Regions from separate parts of the Mus musculus genome. Here region 2 is linked to region 1. Evidence: chromatin loops called from intact Hi-C (ENCODE). Cell type or tissue: heart. All regions are shown on one strand.

What was found. Peaks named below come from ENCODE experiments on the same cell type or tissue, not always from the same donor. Only the 100,000 strongest peaks of a DNase experiment are listed, where the experiment ranks them.
Region 2: it touches region 1 in a loop (6-fold over the local background); 12 of 42 quality-filtered maps call a loop at or near these places.

What each region holds. Positions count from the first base shown.
Region 1 is chr7:90,128,537-90,132,536 of GRCm38, forward strand. It overlaps Picalm (phosphatidylinositol binding clathrin assembly protein), which reads left to right and starts at 1,677. Exons shown (of 20, transcript NM_001360867.1): 1 at 1,677-2,166. The coding sequence starts at 2,037. 2310010J17Rik (RIKEN cDNA 2310010J17 gene) reads right to left here and starts at 1,400. Exons shown (of 3, transcript NR_046007.1): 1 at 1,336-1,400. In heart, no CTCF peak of the experiment used is centred here; DNase peaks (open chromatin) are centred at 975, 1,575 and 2,425; H3K4me3 peaks cover 3,547 bases; H3K27ac peaks cover 3,951 bases.
Region 2 is chr7:90,066,402-90,070,401 of GRCm38, forward strand. No RefSeq gene overlaps it. Among named protein-coding and RNA genes, the nearest start is that of Gm32164, 5.3 kb to the left of the region's middle. In heart, no CTCF peak of the experiment used is centred here; a DNase peak (open chromatin) is centred at 2,050.

The DNA.
Region 1 (4,000 bases):
TTCAGAAAATATTAACTGGATAGTTGGTTAAACAATGATAAAGAAATTAGCTAAGAAATTAGTAGAATAGTTTGAGAATAAAAGAAATTATAATGGATTAAAACTTGCACACACATGTGGGTCACGTGAACATGCATACATGAGTACACACCACAGACAAAAACCAACCAAACAAAAATTCCCGGTCATTCCACTGCCTGATAAACACAGGGTACCAAATTACAAATGGAATGCAGATGCACCAAAGGGAGTTTTACAGTTTTGTGAATTCTCAAGCTGGTGTGACAAGAATGAAACCTGCAGCCTTAATAAGAATTGTGAGTTCTTGCCAAAATCACCGTGCTTCAGAATGGCGTGTGAGATAGAAAGGGAATGTGAAGAGACCACAGAATTCCTCATACCACACACAATTTTAAACATCTATTAGCTTTTCATCCGTTGAGAGTTAACAGATTTAAGCGCAATATTCTAGATTTGGTTGGCAGATGGTGTACACAGATTTTGAGTACGCTCGAATCTCATTTGAAACTAGCAAGATTACATAGAACCATGATGGTAACTTAACATTCACAGAGAATTTAAAATTTATCCCTAACTCTTGAGTTAAATGTGGAGCACTAGTAACATTTAAAAAGGCTTTGTTCATAGATCTTCTGGATTTCATAGATCTAAGTCTCGGGATGTAATACTGGTCTAAAATGCCTACAGGGCAGAGTCAATATCTTTCCATGGAAATCTGGCTCACACAAGAGGAGAAAAGAGGCCAAAGGGAAGAAAGGCTAAACCAGGGGAGATCGCAGGTACTGATGTCTGACTCTGAATGGGACTTCTCCTTTTACCGAGCTGTCTCACTTCCTTCTATGGTGTGGACCTTTAATCTCGCTGGTTGTCAGCCTTGTAGGGTCAAGTTAATCACTGTTGACATCACCCTACTACTTCCCTTTTCAAATTCCACTGAAGCTATGTGTTTCCTGTCGTATTTGACACCGCAGAGAATGAATACCGGGCTGGCTTCTATCTAAATTTAGACTGGCAGGAACGTGGCGACTCTTAGTAAGTCGAGATAAACAAAACTAGGTGACGTTTCCAACACTCTCAAAGAAGACGAGGGGGTGAAAAAAAAAAAAAAAGCCCCAAAGCCCTGTTACTAAAAGGGAGAGCGGGGTGCATTTGAAGAGGCCTGTGTGTAGGCTCAGAAAGAGACTGGCTGGAGCCGTTTTCTTTAAGGCAGGAGGAGGGCCGTGGGGTCGGCGCCAAATTGAGCGAGGCGAAGCCCCGGAGCCCAGGCACCTCCAGTTCGGGGTGAAAACTACGCACAGGCAGCAGCTGCCTCACCTCTTTGTCAAGCCCACGGCGTCAGCCTCTGACACGAGGGCGGGCGTCCTCGCCTCCGGGGTGAAAGAGGGGCGCAGCGGGCCGCCCCTCCCCCCCGCCCCCCTACGACACGCGGGGCCCTGCCTCGGGCGACCTGTTGGCAGGGCGCGTCACGTGACGCGGCGGGCCGCGCCGTCCCCCGCGGGCGGGCCTCCTGTTGCGCCCGCCGGGCGGGTTCCACCACGTAGCGCGCGGGCGCCGCCCCGCTCTTCCCTCGCCGGAGCGAGGGAGGGGGGCGCGCCGGAGAGGAAAGGGAAGGGAGAAGGGGCGGGAGGAAGCGAGCAGGGGGCGGAACCCGAGTCACGTGACCTAGGGGCAGCCCGGAAAGCTCCGAGGAGGAGCCTGGCGCCGCCATTTTCCTGCAGCTGCCTGGCCCTCTTACCCGGTCGGGCTCCAGCTGACCAGGGAAGGGGTGGGCCGAGGCTGAGGCGCGGGACCCGGGAGTGGCCCCGACTTGGTGTGGGAGCCCGCCGGGGGAACACGCGAGCCGGGGCTCTCGGAGCGGGTGGCGGCGCGCGGCCCTGAGCCCCGCCCCAGGCCGGCAGGCGGGCGGGGAGCCGGTGGGGGTAGGGGGTGCGGTGGGGGGTGGGGACCCTCGGGCGCTTGGGGGTCCCAGGCCCCGCCGGCTGCGGAGCGGAAGGGGTGGCGGACGAGCCGCAGAGATGTCTGGCCAGAGCCTGACGGACCGAATCACCGCGGCCCAGCACAGTGTCACTGGCTCCGCGGTATCTAAGACAGTATGCAAGGCCACGACCCACGAGATCATGGGCCCCAAGAAAAAGCACCTGGACTGTGAGTGAAGACCCCCCGCATCCTCTCCCGACCCCTCTCCATCGTCCTCCTCTCTCTCTTGGGCTGCCTCTTCCCTCCCTGCGTCTTATCTGCACGATGGCTCCTGTGCCTGGTCGAGCTGTGTGTTCTTTTCTGCTCCCATCACACCTGCCTTTAACGGCCTCTGCTCTTCTCTCAAAAGAGAGAAAAAAAATGTGACAATCCATTGCGCCCCCAGAGATCCCCTGAGACCCTCGCCTCCTAGCCCCCGGCACCACCAAGCCCATCGCGCTCCACCAACTTGCCTCCCACCCAGCTCCTCACTCAGACTCCTCTCCCAGCTACTGCAGCCCCTTTTGCCCTTCCATCCCACCCGTCCCGTACCTCCTAGCAGCCGTCCGCTCAGTGATTCCCCGGCTAATGTCTCCAGGACTCAGGCTCACCGCCCCATTGTTCCATTAGCTTTTTAAAATTCCCTTTCCTTTCTTTTTTTTTTTTTTTTTTTTTTTCGTATTTCCGTACTAACTCTGCTTGGTGGGACCAGATTTCTGTCACTTCTCAGCTCTTGAAGTGTTTTTCCCCTCCTCCCATTTCTTTGTGGTTTCCTTTTCTACCTTTCTATCTACCTTTTCGGTCATCTTTGCCATTCTAGCTTCCGTTAAGTTCCTTTGACTTCTTGTCACCTCCTTCTTTCAATACTATGCCCAGTTACTCGGCTTTTATTCCATTTACGCTTGTGGGGAGTAGAAACAAAGGGATTCAGTGTGGTGTGGGGAAGGCTTTGTGGGAAGTTACTATTTTTATTTGCCATCATTATATTGTCTGAGTTTTGAAGTTGTGTGTTGTGCATGTTCTACCCCCCCCCCCCTTTTGTAATCCATATGAGGATATGGATAAGGGCTTTGCTGGTTTTGGTATCAGTTCCTGGAACTGTTAACATTGGTGGTTTGAATTTAGAAGCTTGAGTGTGATGTGTAGCGGTTCGAAATGGATCAATATATTTAAGTACAAATAATCAGGTTTGGAAACGTTTTAATTTATGCTAGCTGTATTTTGGATAACTATCTTGCTTAAGCGGCATAATGTAACTCCAGCATAAACTTAGGTACAGTTAATAGAGCGGACTCCTCCCAGTTGCTTTCTAACCTAGGAGCCACCTGTAAAACCACCTCCTTTTTCTTGTTGCTCCTTTGCCCTAGGGTACAAAGCTCAGTGGATCACTCAGTCCTTGAGTCAGTGGAATGTTTCAGGAAAAAATAGGGATATAGCAAGGATAGTAAATTCTCTTTTTAAATGACTCCCGGACACATTAGCCAAACTGACTTTCATCATACATGAAAGTTGCTTTGCCCTGTGAAGCAAGAGCGAGCTTGTCCTGAAAGGGAATTCGCTGTAAGGAATCTTGTTTCTCACTTGGACTTTGGCTGTGAGGTTTGCACTTGAAGAAAAAAAAAATACGGCGGTGTGAATTCTAAGACCCACTGGTCATGAAGTGCTGTTAGAACAAGTTGTTGCCACAGACAAAACCCATTATTCGTTGCGATTTGTTCCCTGGCTGTGGACGTTTCATAGAAGCCATCCTTTGGTTGGCTGTGGTACTTAGACAGGCTGCTTTTTAACTGACCCGATGTAGGAAAGTGGAAGGGATATTTAAATGGTGACTCCACTATAAACATTCTGTAGGGGATTGTGAATAAATTATAAATGGGTTTTGAAAAATATATACTTGGAGAGATGCTTTTGTTTACATTCTTTTGAAAGACTACCCATGGGATTCTTTTTTCCATGGTTCCGATTCCAGACTTGTGTCAAATTTGTCTGTGTAGCCCAAGCTGGCCTTGAACTTGGGACAGAG
Region 2 (4,000 bases), 62 kb before region 1:
CTGCTGCGATGGCTCACTGGGTAAAAGGTGCTTGCTAACAGGTTTGATGTCCTAAGTTCAATCGATCCCGAGTGATAGAGAGAACTAACTCTGCAGAGCTGTCCTCTGACCTCCACTTGTACTTTCTATTGACCACAAAAAACAGACAGACAGATGGACAGTTGTTTTTCCTCGAAGGGAAGGCCTTTCTGTAATTTTGCACAAGGAGCCAGACATCCAAGCTATAGTGTTATATTCTGTTTTGCATACATGTATCTTTGTTTTCATTTTGACTTGGAAAATGCTGGGGATTGAACCTAGACCGTATATTTTTCTTTCCTTTTCCTTCCTCCCTTCCTTCCTTCCTTCCTTCCTTCCTTCCTTCCTTCCTTCCTTCCTTCCTTCCTTCCTTTCTTTCTCTCTCTCTCTCTCTCTCTCTCTTTCTTTCTTTCTTTCTCTCTTTCTTTCTTTCTTTCTTTCTTTCTAGCATAGAATAGAGTTTATTCGGGGCATGGGGAGGGGAGTCAAGAGGGTAGTAGAAGCAGAGAAAAGCAGAGAGAGAGAGAAGGGGGAGGAAGAGGAGTAGAGAGTAGAGAAGTAGAGGCTGGCCATGAGCACGTGGAGGGAGGGGGGATGAGAGGACAGAGCAGGAGCAGGAAATTGAGCAAGAGAACAAGAGCCTGTATATTTTTTCTTAAAAACTATTTATTGAATCACTAGTGCTCTGCTCTGTGCAGAGGAATCTAATAACAAAATAAGTTGTCTCCCCTTTATAGAATTTACAAACCTCTATAGAGGACAACAGATGAGGACACAGTTAATGGATGAGACCCCACAAGCGAGGCGATGGGTTAAGAGAGTAAAAAGGCCAGAAGCTCTCTCATCACCACACTGGTCCTGAATCTTCGCAGTTAAATTGCTTTGAATGAGCCTCTTGCCCACTCTGAAGCAGCAAGCCACACACAAGCCAGACAGTGACGCGTTTACCTAGCAGATTACTGTGATGATTAACTGAGAGAATATAAAGCACCAAGTATAATGCTACGCTAATTGTACAAACCACTCGCCACTAGGGAAACCTTTAAGGGGCTGGCGAGATAGCCCAGTCAGTAAAGCACTTGCCACGCTAGCATGAGCACTTGAGTTTGGAGCCCCAGCACCCTCATAAAAAGATGGGGGTGTTGATCCACACATGTAATCTCAGCACAGAGAGAGTAGAGACAGGAAGACTCTTGGTGCTTGCTGGCCAGGCAGCCCAGCTTAGTCAGTGAATTCTCGATTCACTGAGAGACCCTGTCACAAAAATAAATTGCAGGATGATTGACTGAGGAAGACACCCAATGTTGGCCTCTGCCCTCTGCAGACCAGCATATGCATGTGCACACACACACAAACATGTACAAACATATACTCACACACAAATAAAAGTAAATTTGAAAAAGAAGTAAATATCATTAAGATCAAAACACACAGGTACACACACACAAACATAAACACAAAAACAAAACAAAAACAACCCTCCCTAAACCAAAACAAAAAAAGATCAACACATAAAGATACAGGCAATGTTAAGAAGTCTCTTCTGCATAGCGTGGGACCGGGAGGCTTACTAAAAGTGATCTTACATGTCATTCTTGCATGTTGAATGAGGAACATCTTTTCAGATAAGTCACTCTGCTTTACTGGAAAATGTAGGGTGCTTCCTGCTAAATACTTGCACACTTCTGACACAGATGGTGACATCTGTGGCCACTTCCCTCCCCCAGTCAAACACTAGGTGGTAGTTTCATGCTCTCCCCACCCAAGAGCCTGGATTGTCTGACACTGAAGAGAAACAGGAAGAATGGTGGTTTCAACCTAGAAAGGAGACTATGTAGTTTACAGTAAATAACTTCCATTTCTTGACAGACAGAGACAGAGACACAGAGAGAGACAGAGAGAGAGCTGTGCTGTGAGATGATAAGGAAGCCAAGACCCAGCTCTGGGAAAAGCTGAAAGCATCCTTGATGTTACATGCTGATTCTGTTTCCACAGCATCCTGAGCAAGATTTGAAACAATGGCTCTGGCAGACAGACAAAAGAAGGGAGCTTGGCGCTGTTCCCATAAATGCTACTGGGTCCTTTCCTCAGTGAAGTTGCTGCTCTGCAGTGGAATCTCACACTCAGCTTAAGAAAGTCAAGTGATACAGATTTGAGCCATCAATCATACTGTGGAAGCTAACTCAACTACCCAGAACTTGATTTATGGGAAAGAAAGGGTTTCCAAGACAACTTGAAACCATGGTTGATGTAATGGTTATTATGCCCCTGAAATACCAATATAGCCTTTCATCTTTTTCTGAAAGTATTATTCTCATAAGGAAATTATAACACCTAAAGGCTTCAGTGTCATTCCTATTGTTTCATTTGTCTCTGTATAATAATTATACTAGTGGGTGCCATTTTTTAATTCCTAGCTTAAGTCACAGAGACTTGACTCTAGGGCACTCCTCCACTTCTGTTCAAACTGTACAGCCCTCAGAATGTTGCTCATATTTAAGTTGTAGGCTATGTGCTCCATAAAGTTAGAGATCTCTTAATCAGGGTTGTGTTCCACCAGAAATCCAGAAGAGTGTCCAAGACACGATAGGCATCCAATCAATGCTTGGATTAACAACATTCATTATCCCTCTCAATACAATCATCCTGAAAGATCAATCTAATCAGCTCCAGTTCTGTGAATAATAAAGTTGGTCTCCTTGTTTCAAAGCTACACAAAATTATGCTGCAAAGGTAGAAAGAGTGGCTGGATAGTCACATGGGACCCAGATTTAGCATGAGAGACTCAGGGAAGTAGCCTTGGTTATGTGGAGGTTCTTTTCTTACTTCCATAGAGTTCGTGTTGCAGGGGGAGTATAGCTCTATTGTCACTTGGCTAAAGGAGGAGAGGGGGATTCAGCAGAGATGTTCAGAGATTGATGAGAGACACCAGCATCTTGGTACATCCTGTGCCCATCCAGTCCAGAAGAGAATGTCTTGTTCTGTAGAAGCCCAAAGAGCAGACTATCTGTGTGGCCTTTCCATGCCCCGTATCCTCTCTGGCTGTCATTTGGAACCGCCATTTGATATTAAAATAACGTCTTATGGATGATATCAATTATAGAGATGAGAATATGGTTGAAGTCAAGCATGTGACATAGGCCTTCAGGCCCGGCACTCAAGAGGCTTTGACTGGACCATCATGAGTTCAAGGTCAGCCTGGGATGAACTCTATCTCAAAAACAAAACAAACTAAGATAGAGATAAATTAAGGGAGATATCTAATGTTGATTTGGCCTTCATGTACACATGCATACATGTGCATGTATACCTGCACATACTTGTGAACATATATTTGAACACACACACACACACACACACACACACACACACACACACACACACACTTCCCCCAACCAAATGACCAAAGATTGTAGATTGAACTAGTTAGCAGCAATGGAAATAGAAGAGAATGCCTTCAAAACTATTTCAAAGGAGGAAGAGGAAGAAGAGGAGGAGGAGGAGGAAGAGGAACAGGACAAAGAAAGAGTAAGATAGCATGCATAGCTGGCTGGGGATGAGAAAGAGGAAAGGTACTTAGGGGTAACTCCAGATTTTTGAGGTTACCCCTACATCTGAAGCTGGGTAGAGGCAACCATCTTCAGTGAAATGGGAACCAGGCCAGAAGAGTGGCTAGGGAGGAAGCTACTGAACATCATCCGAACTCTGAAAGCTCACACACTCAGAACCCCCTGGCCTTTTGGTACATCCTACCTCTTCACACCCCTGAGCACAAACCATTGCTTAAGAGCAGTGGGTGAACTAGGTGGCTTCGAATGTGACAATGTATGCTTCCTGCTGCTAGAGTAACTCAATTCTAAATCCTGGTGTCTACATTGTTTCTTCTTAGTTGCTAAGGCGACTCAAGAAAGGCAAAGAGGGGATCAGGGACCCACAAATATAAGATTATGAAGGAAAAGAAAAGGACCAGGGAACACTTCAA